Linked DNA regions of Mus musculus: region 1 is linked to region 2. The links are chromatin loops, found by intact Hi-C in ENCODE. Cell type or tissue: heart. All regions are shown on one strand. Each heading gives the region's core, and the rest is flanking DNA. Links, peaks and the distances in the headings are about the cores only.

Region 1 (5,378 bases), core at 253-5,252, 71 kb after region 2:
GAAATAAATGCAATGTGGTACACACAAAGATAAATGCTTTCATATATACATACATATATATGTGTGTATATAAATTATTTTAACTGATGGGGTTGTACTCCATAAACACACACACACACCTATCTCAGCTGCCAAACCAATTGCTATACATCTAGAATCCCCAAGCTTGCTGGCTCATGCCTACTGTTAGCCCAGGAACTATTGAGCCATCTTAAAGAGGTCCCTTCCTTTGCACACTCCTCAGCTCTTTCAAATGCTTGCTTTGTAAAGCCACACCATAAACCCTGTGGCTTCAGGTGATTTCGATCTGTTCAGATTCCTAAGGACGCTTAAAGGCAATAGCTCCATTTAGATCATTTATTCTCTGAGAACCGTAGGAAGGGTAGGTGGCTAAAGAGTTCAACCTCTTCTTGCTGGGCACCTGAGCAATGAGTTTATTTGGGTAAATTTCTGGAAATGGAACAAGACCTAATTGAAAGGCAAGCATATGATTAGGGGTGGGGGTGGGGGGAGATCCAACTGTTAGGACGAGCAGGATCAGGAAGCCTGTGACCAGCAGGTGCTCCACCAAACGCATGTCCTTGCCAAGTTCCAGAGATGGAGTCATAGCAAGCTCTCGTCACCCCTTGCTAGATCCAAAAGGACAACATGAAGTCTAAGAAAAACAGTTCGCCTCTGATTGCTCATCCTACATAACAGACATGAGAAAGAGATGCCTGCGGAGGTAGACACCTGTGTTAATTACAAGAACCCTGCAATTAACTCTTTCAGAGGGAAAAAAAACCAGTTAAACAATGTATTCTTGCTATTTGTTCCTAGGGCTAAGGTCAAGTCTAGTGGTATTGAGAGAAAATCTATGTTTTTTTTTTTTTTAATGAATACTCTGTTTAGAAAATGACTGGCTTGTCTTGATAGACCTCAAGGGGAAAACATCAGCTGTGTTTCCTAATGATTGGACAAAGATTTCCAAATGATTATTTAATCTTTTACATACAAAGTTTAAAAAACAAAACAAAACAAAACAAACAAACAAAACACCAGACCAAGCTAGCCATCACCTGAACTTTCTGTGGAATTCTTCTGTGAGTATTCTTTAGGAGAATATTGTTTCTTTTCGGTCATTATTCCTCTGACCTAACTCTGGTCCAGCATTACAGGCAACTCAGTTGGAGGTAGAGTTAATTATGCATTCGTTGGAGATTCTACTCCCCAGAGCTAGGCTGGGCAGCTGCAGATCTCCACACCTGTTGGTCACATTACATGTCCAGCCTCACCCAGCTCAGGAAGTTATTATTCCTTCCCAATTCCTTCCTGCAACATTTGCCAAGCAACAGCGGTACACAACACTCACTTCAACTAGAATTACAATGTATCCACACAGAGTGCCATCCAAGGCTCAGCCCTGCCTGCCTGATAACTCACAGACGCTCACAGACACTAGAGGAGGAAGCCGGGCCATTCTCCCCACTGAAGCCCTTAGGCTTTGAGTCAAAGGGAAAGATACAAATGCCTGTTACATCCAGTAAGACTTCAGTCACTGCTTATACAAAGCTACTTGAATGGCTTCAAGAAGGTGGGTTTTTTTTTCTCCTCTCAGCTTTAACACTGAACAATAATTAAGCCTAAAATGTATATTTGAAACAAAAACAAAGCCCATGTTTTACTTATGAGTCTCTTAGAATCTAAAATCCTAAGTGTTCAGAGCCCATCGGTATGAGGACAGTAGCCTCTAACCAAGAATTGAGCTTCAGGGGCATGAGAAGTCCACATTAAAGCACCTTAGCAGTCAGTGTAGCTGAGCCTTGACTGAGAGGGGATCTCTGTCCTGAACAAGATGGGAAAAGGAGTTCAGAAGAACTATACTAATTAATGAACTAAGATCTGAATTCCTGAGCCATGAAACGAGAAATCGGATTTGGCTGATGAAATCCTTACTCGTTAGGAGGGAAGATAGTTTATTTTCCTCTTTCAAATATGTGATGCTTGGCTGGCCAGTTAACTCAGCTGTGTAAGCTTGAAATCCCATTATGCAGGTCCAGGGTTGAAAACCCACACAGTCTGGCTCTTAATAAACATCACAGGAGGACCACTGTCCCTCACCCAAAGATTGACCTATTATCCCTAAATAGCATCTTTTCAGAATGTGACCACTTTGGCCAAAGTGGAGGGAAAAAGGATCATAAATTTAAGGTCCACCCATGAACATATTGGAAGCACCTAAGACTTCCTTGAGACTCTGGGCCAGTTACTTAGCCTTTGTGAGTCTTCGTGTTCTGGTTTTCAAAGGTCAGCTTCTACGACTACTGATCAGCCAGGAATGATTCAAGGAGTTGCTATAGAGAAAACTCTAAGAGGGTAGTGAGGTACAGTAAATGTTCAGTAAATGTTAACTGCGGCCATTGCTTGGATCTGGACCCATATATAGAGGCCTATACGCTGAAGGGTTGGTCCTAGCATACCTCTCCTGGGAGGCAGATAGAGGAGGGACCTAACGGGAGATCTTAGGCCACTGGAACATGTCCCTAAAGGGATACCAACTCCCTTCTTTTCTTTGTTTCTGTCTCTCTCTCTTTCTCTCTGTGTCTCTGTCTTTCTCTGTGTCTCCCCCCTCTCTGTCTCTGTCTCTCTCCCTTTCCATCTCTCTCCCCCCTCTCTTTCTCTCTGTCTGTCTTTCTCTCCCCCATCTCCCTCTCTCTCTCTCTCTCTCTCTCTCTCTCTCTCTCTCTCTCTCTCCCTCTCCCTCTTTCTCCCTCTTTATCTCCTTCCCCCTCCTGCTTCCCTCTTCTTTCTCCTTTCCTCTCTGTCTCCTCCTCTCCCCCTCCTCGATCATTACAGCCATGAGATAAATGGTTTGGCTCTGCCACTCTGCCTCACCACAGGCCTAAAGCAATAGAAAGGATCAGTCAATCAGCCATGGATAGGCACTTCTCAAACTCTAAGCCACAAGCCTTCCTTCTTTATAAGCTACAGTTTCAAGGGCTTGCGATAGTAATGCAGAGCTAACACAACTGTAGCATTATTATTTTCTTACAAAACATGGTGGTTTGAATGGGAATATCCCCCCAGGTTCGTGTATTTGAACACTTAGTCCCCAGTTGGTGGCGATTTTCTGGAGGTTTGGGAAGTGTGGTCTTGCTGGAGGAAGTATGTCCCTTGAGGTAGGTTTTGAGAGTTTAAAGACTCAAGTTATTTCTAACTCCTCTGTTTTCTGCTTGTGGCTTAAGATAACGAGAGCCCTCACTGTTCTTCCTACTAAGATGAACTATTAACTCTCTGGAACTATCAGCCCTAATAAGCCTTCCCTCTATAAATTGTCTTGGTTTTGGTATTTTATTGCAGCATTAGGAATGCAACTAGCATAAATATGGGTAGTGAGTCAGTAGAAATGTATTCTTCTATGAAAGCATGAATTTAAAGAGAAGCAAGGAATTTGAAGGTGAAAACCAAGGAGCGGGTGACCAAGAGCAAGCCTTAAAGCAGTAGTCACATGATCAGAGAGAAGACCTTCTTGGAAGGCACAGAGTGTAAAAGTTACTAGTCTCAGGGGGCAGGCTGCTAAGTGGAGACTTGTTTGACTAGTGCTAAGGCACACAGTGTGATCTGAAGCTGCGCGAAGCTTTGGGCTCCTCTCAAAGTAGAGAACACCAAGAGGAGAAAGAGCCTGGATGCTCTCTCATCTCATCATCCTGGGAAAGGACCTTAAAAGCCTATCTGAAAACACGTCCCACTCATGTGGTTCCAGAGCCACACGTGGAAGGACAAACTCCGACAACCCAGCAAGAAAAAGACCGACCCCAAACTACAAATGTGCGCAGACCAATTGAACTCTCCTCTGGTCTGTTCCTGTCTGCAAGGAGGTGCTGCTGTTCTGCTCCTGGGACCAGGACGTGGGGCAGTGCGGGAGTCAGTTGCGATGGTGCTAAATCAACTTCCTTTACCACAAAACGGGGATGCTAAACAAAGGATTATCCCTAAGGGAGAGAGAAAAGGACGCCTTTGCGCCTTTGCTGTCAGTCACCGCTGGGGGGGGAGGGGGGGCGGGGGACGGGGACTGGACAGGGACGGGGACGACGACAAACCCCCTGACAGGCAGCAGAGCCTACAAAGGGAGCTGCCTCCCCAAACCTGATTATGAGCCCCGTGGGCTTTGAAATTATGGCAGCTTCTGAAGAGTAACCACAACGTCTTCGGAGGGTGAGGGAAGGAGAATCAATAGGACCCAGGCCCTCGGGGTCCATTGCCAAATACAGAACTTTCTGTCAGTACAGAACCATTTGAACTTAGAGAGCAAAAACAAAAAAACCCAGTAAGTTCTTTTTGTTGTTTTGTTTTCTTTTCCTTGTATAGATATTTGTGGTTAATACAAAATGAGATCCATCCTAAAATTACAAAGATTGTAAACCCGGCATGAAGTAGTTCAGGCATATAATCTCCACAACCCACAGAAAATGCAAAGCCAGGGAACTTTTACTTTTTCATTCATAAGTTACCACAGAGAGCCAAGGCTAAGGGGCCAGGCTCACTCCAACCCATGATCCCCTGTGGGCTCCGCTGTGACTGACAGTCCTTCCTAGCCGTACTGTATCTGCTCAATAGAAAGCTCTGGATATTGACTGAGCCACATGAAACAGCATGGAGGCTTTCTTGAAGGAATTCTAAACAAGGTCATTCATAAAGATCACTCTCAAAGGTATCTACTATGCCCCCACCTCTGGAACCCAAGAACACCAGCTCAAGCGCTGTGGGAGTTAGCTTTTCCAACGCTGTCACCAAACACCCCACAGGAGCACCTTAGGAAAGGTGTACCTTCCGGTGGTTTCGGGAACAGAGCGAATCGCAGTCAGGAAGGTCTGGGGAAAGAGCTGTCTGTGTGTGGTGTTTTCCACATGCCAGGAAGCAGAGACTCAAACCAAAACCAACCCCCCCGCCCCCCCCCTCCCGCAGTGGCTGTCACCTTCAAAGCCCGCCCCTGCAGCCGCATCAGCCACAGTACCACAACCTCCCAAACATCACTAGCTCAAGACCACGTCCTTAAGCATTGGAACCTAGGGGCATTCCACATATAAACCACAATGTGTGCTAACATTTCCTCAAATGTCATTAAATTAAAGGTGTTGAGGTGACTGGCCCTGCTTTGAACTGTTTTTACCCTGCCTACATTCTTAAGTTGAAGGTCTGGTCTTCTATTGCTAACACATTTGGAGATGAAGCCTTTGGAAGGTAAGAGTGAGCTGAAGCCATGTAGATAGGGGGACCCCTATGGAATTTAGTGCTTAATGTAGTCTCCCCTCTCTATCCCTCCCTCTTTCCTCCCTCCCTCTTCCCTCCCTCCCTCTTCCCTCCCTCCCTCTCCCTCCCTCTCTCTCTCCTCTCCCCTC
Region 2 (5,378 bases), core at 201-5,200:
GGGGGAGGAGTGGATCTCTCCAGATGGTTTTCCAGAACCACTGAGAGCTCCTTTCAGAAGGAAATGGAACAGTATTTCCCAGCGCAGGACCTTACATTGGTTTGTTTTCTCCCAAATCTCTGTGCATGCTGACATCACTTTCTGCTGAACTCCAAGAGACTATGGGTCTGTTTCACACCAGAAAGGAGACTGCACCTGGGATTCTGTGCTCACGCCAAAATAAAAGTCTGCTTTCTCTCCCTGTTATAGGGGTGGGTGTTGAACTACCTAAGACTAGATCACGCAAAAGGTTAATACACATTTATAAAGGACGTTCACAGAAATAGATTTCTCTTGACTCCTGTCCACTTCTTATCTGTCTTCACTTGACTAAAATAAAAGCCAGTCGATTTCCATGTACCTGTCCACATCACCCAAGCAACTTGAGGCTAGGTTCCAATCAAAGTTGTCTTCTCTCCAGGAAAGCCACCAGCCCTGTGGTGAATTGCTCCCTTGAGTATCTGATGCCAACAGCTACACTCCCCCCTCAAAATCTATCCCTTCAAACCCAGAGCATAGAAGCCTTCCCTCTGAAGGTATGTTCGAGAAGACAGTGCCTCTCTGCACCAATGTTATGCTAGTAGATAATAGTATCAGTTTACTGTCTATTGGAGCTGCCACATTCCAGGCAATGTATGCTATGATTCATCATATTTAGCTCTTTGACAGTCTTGTAGCCTCTCTAAATGAACGGAAAACGAAGCTGAAAGGAGTTATGTAACCTGTCCGTCAAGGCTACAGGGACCTAAATCTGAATAAGATGTAGGCAATAACGAAAGGGCAGACACTAAAATCCCGCCACCACGTGCTAAATTCTCAAGCAGTGCCACATGGATGTTGTGGTGTCCAAGACAAGCGTAATAAGTAGCTTGATGGATAAAGGAAGACTGGGAGGCGGGCTTCACAGAGGCTAGGGTATTTGAGCTTGATCAGTTGGTGAGTACATAGCAAGGTTGACAGAGAGAACCTGGAAGAAAATTTGAGGAAATAGTACGTCATGTCACAGAGGCCCAGAGTGTAACAAAGGTCTGAGCCACCATGGTTTTCTGGAACCAGAGCAGAGAACGTCTAAAAGGCAGAAAGAATGGAGGTCTGAGTCTTGTTGCTTGAGGATAGTCATTGTTGCTGTAATGTAGAGACTCCGGGGCTAGCAGGCAAGGGGAACCAGGTGTCTTTATTAAGCAACTGGCAACACAGATTGAAGGGAAACTTGCAAAGTTAATTGAGAAGCTAGACTTAGCAGGGTACGTGAGTATGAAGAGAAAACAAGGATAGGGGCTGGGGTTTCAGGTAGCAATCATATTTTTGAGTGAATCTGTGTCTTAAAGAACACAAGAGCAACTCTTGTCGTATGGGAACGTAGACTTCTCAGCGTATGCTGGTGTGTTTCTGTGATGGTCTGACACTTCCCATCTGGGTCTGCTAGAGGTACCTTGGGAGGGATCTGGGAGGTGCAGGCTGGGTTGGAGCCATCAGTCTGACTCTGAAGCCTTCTAGGGAGAAAGCAGTGTCCAAGTCTCTCGCCCCCTGGAGAGCCTGGGCATGGAGTTTTCGCAAAGCCCACATTATCCTACAGAGGACACAGTGCTTTCAAAACATAAGCATTGTTCATCCAGCTGGCTGTGTTCTCCACACTACAGGCCTGGGTCTCTCGGCCACACCCTGTGCTGAAGAAGAAGTTTCTAGAGTCTGATGAACAATAATGGAGGGGATCACTACCCTACTACCCAGCTGAGCTTGCAATTGGGATCAGAGGCCCAGTGCAAAGATCTTTTATTTAATGAAACCCACCTTCCTGAGAAACCTACTCAACAGTGCTCACTGCAGAAAACATTGGCACTGATCTAAAACTCTGACTCTTGACTTCAAGACATCCATAGTCCATGCAGAGCTATAAAGAAGGACAAGTGGAAACCGCAGACAGTGGAACACAGCTCTGAGCAGCAGCAAGGAAGGGCAGCTACCAATCTTCTCTTAACCTATGCATATCCTGCCCAGTCCAGCTGGACACACTCAGAGAAGCTTCTGGCTTCTTCACGCAACCTATATACATCCTCCACAGACTTGTCATGGTCCCAAGGTTACTTCTAATGCCTAATACCATGCAAAGACTATGTAAGCAGCCACTGCATTGCTCAGTGAATCATCACAAGGGTGTGTGGGTATGCTTGGTACAGACCTGATCTTTTGGAATATTGTCATGCATGCTTGACTGAACCTGAGAACGTGGAACCTATTGATGCAGAGGACCAACTCTGTATTTGCCCCTCCTCCAACAGGTAGGCGCTGAAGTGCAGCCTTCCACGGGTCAGACTTTATCCCACAAACCCTTTCTTCAAGCCTGGAATTACTCACAAGGATTGCCTCTACAAGCAGTGCACACAAAGGAGCCTGCTGTGATATGAGCGACCCTCCATTCATCCTCCTCCTGGATATTCACTCTGGAAACCTTCTAATCTAAGCGCTGCCTACCCATAACAAAGCTGTACCTGTTTCAAAGGCCCCAAGTACCCATAACCTCTTGAGAATGATAGCAAGACCCAGCTTTGGCTCTGGATATCACCTACCTCCCTATGCTGTGACTAATTGAGTCTCAGCATAAAACAGCTAACCAAGGCTCTCTGGATTAGACACAGTCTGTATTGCACAGACTTCGGCTGTGTGGGCAACGCAACATTTAAAAATTTGAAGAATATGATATAAAACACTCCCGTGTTACAAAAGTGAGGGGTAAGTCAACTAGGAGGTTGGATTTGTTGCATGTGTTCTTCTTAGAGATTAGACAGGCCCGTCTTTGAGATAATGGCTCATAGAAGATTCTCAGTAAACATTTGAAGGACTGTGAGAGTGCATGACACTGCTGTAGGTACTAGGGGTGCTTGTCATTGGCTTCTAAACAACTTGTCACTGACCGAGTGAATAGGTAATGAAAGCCAACCTGAATCATGCTCTTCGTTTCCAAGGGTCCTGGGGACCCCATCTTTCGATACCATTCTGGATCAGCTCTCTGGGGGGGTCAGTAATTAGCAAAGTGGAGGAACACAACAGTCTCAGTCACATGCTAGTGGAACAGTGGAGAGTTGGAAAGAGCCAAAGGCACGTTTAGCATGCTCTGAGGAGCATCCTACCCCTGTTTGCATTAGAGCTCACACCCCATGAGTATATTTTGGAGCAGTTGTCCCTGTCAGCTTGGGCCATCTGTTCTTAATATGTCTTTGGCTTTGACCCGCACATTACTAAGCTGGGAAACTGAGCGGCTGGTGACTTCACTGGTGCACGCGAGGGGCCGAGTTGGGAAAGTCGTCATTTGGTAGGGTTGAATATTTCAGCTGTGGCCACAGCTGTTCACAGGGCCCAGGAATGAGACAAGCTTGGTTTGCTCAGTGTGAATACATAATCTCTCCCCCTCTGTTTCTCTCCCTCCCTTCCTCCTTCCCTCCCCGCACCCTTCTCTATTCTCCTCTGTTCCGTGTTTCATGAGGACGGGTGAAGCCTGGTGGGTTAGATCTCTATCCTTTACAGAAGGACACGGTTGGCACGGAATTGGTGCTGACTCGTGGGATAGAAGGGGGATAACAGAAGTTGTTTCTGTCTGTTGCTGCTCCCCCACACTGGACTGAATTACATTGAGAGAAAGATGTGAGCATAACTTCCTGGCTCGGTAAAGGATATCACAGGGTCTGATAGCTGGAGCTTGGAGATCATCGGAACCAATTTTTTTTCAGTCTTAACCACAAAGGGGCAGTTGCTTCTTCAAGGTCACCTGTTTGGAAGGCAGCAGGCCCAGACTCAAATCCAAACTTCTGACTCCTTCAGATCGGGTTTTCATTGCCAAGTAGTCTTAGAATTTAACACTGCTAAGAATCTAGGCCCTGATTTCCCAAGCTATGGCTAGGGAGTATGAACAGTAATGGAAAAAGAGGTCACTCCCTGGAAGATTTGAGCAAATCAGTTAGATTTGGGGAGTCCCTTCCCTTTAAGTGACAGATTAAAAGAAAAAAAAAGTATGATCTTATTTACATGGTGATCTGAAGAAGCTGAATAACACAGTGGCTGTCAGAAGCAGAAGAGGGGTGGGGAAGTGGGTAAGGGGACAGAAAAAGAGTGGTCAGAGAGTACAAAATAAAATGGCAGGCAGATCTTACGAATTTGATTTGTATCGCACAGCAGGGTGACAATGGCTGACAATATTCCATTGACTATTCCTGAGTATCTGGAAAGGCAAATGCTGCAAGCATTCATACCACAAATGAACAACTATGTGAACTGATCCATACACTGGACACCGATCCCTACACAGACCTCCAACACCATACCACGCACCAAAAACACATGCATGTATTATGACATGCACTAACTATAACACAACAAAGAGCTGAGGGTATAGTTCAGTGATAAATATTTGTGTAGCCCTCTCAGGGGCCCTAGGCCAATTCTCAGCTCTTTGAGAAAAAAGTAAATAAAGAAACATTTTAACATTTTACAACTTGTGAATCTGAACCAAGCAAATGTGATGCTGGAGCTGGAGACTCAGCTCAGTGGCTCAGAGCATGTGGTCCTCTCCCAGAGGACCCTCACTCTGTATCTCCAGTTCCAGGAGATCCAATGACCTCTTTTGGCCTCTGCAGACAGCTGCACTCATGTGGATAAACCCACACAGATGCACATGCATACGTAGTTAAAAATAAATCACTTTTTAAAAAATGTGTGATGCTCTTTGTCTTCCGTGTCTCACCATTTCTAAGGAAGATGAAACTCTAGATCACAGAAGTATCTAGCAGGAAATGATCTCTACTTCCAGTCCCATTTTCTTGTTCTTATTTGCAAGATCTTGAAACGGAAATCACCAGCCGTTCAGCCCCTTGCTCTCTTCCCTGTCTGCCTTCCACATAGGTTTTGTTTTGTAGTGCTGGAGATTGAACCCAAGCCTCCTGTGTGCAAGGTGAGTACGCTACCACTGAGCTATACCCCAAGCTGTGTCTTGACCCTCAGCAGTTGTCCGTGGCAGCACAAGGTATTCCTTGAACACTGTTGTTTTAGCTGTAAGCTATCGTCAATAGAGGCAAAGACTTAACTCGTGACCAGCAATGGAAATTTCTCTCTCTGGATAGGTCTTTCCCTAGACGCTGGTCTCTTGCCCTGGGCTCTTGAGGTTATACATAATGTGAAGAACAGAGAGTATGAAGACAAGAGAAGGCACGGCTTGCCCTCAGCCTAACTAGTGTGAGGAGGGGAGGAGAGTTCTCTGCTCCTCCCTTGCAGGAGCAAGGATCACAAGTGGCATTCGGGCTGGGTGCTACTTTGTGTGACCTCCTCTTTGGGGATTTGATACAGAAAAT

Evidence for each region. Peaks named below come from ENCODE experiments on the same cell type or tissue, not always from the same donor. Only the 100,000 strongest peaks of a DNase experiment are listed, where the experiment ranks them.
Region 1: a loop joins it to region 2, with 2.1 times the contacts of the local background. A loop is called at or near these places in 1 of 42 quality-filtered maps.

The regions. Positions count from the first base shown.
Region 1 is chr13:59,939,798-59,945,175 of GRCm38, reverse strand. No RefSeq gene overlaps it. Among named protein-coding and RNA genes, the nearest start is that of Gm19866, 27 kb to the right of the region's middle. In heart, for the core only: no CTCF peak of the experiment used is centred there; no DNase peak of the experiment used is centred there; H3K4me3 peaks cover 657 bases; H3K27me3 peaks cover 1,513 bases.
Region 2 is chr13:60,010,560-60,015,937 of GRCm38, reverse strand. No RefSeq gene overlaps it. Among named protein-coding and RNA genes, the nearest start is that of A530065N20Rik, 16 kb to the left of the region's middle. In heart, for the core only: no CTCF peak of the experiment used is centred there; a DNase peak (open chromatin) is centred at 3,317.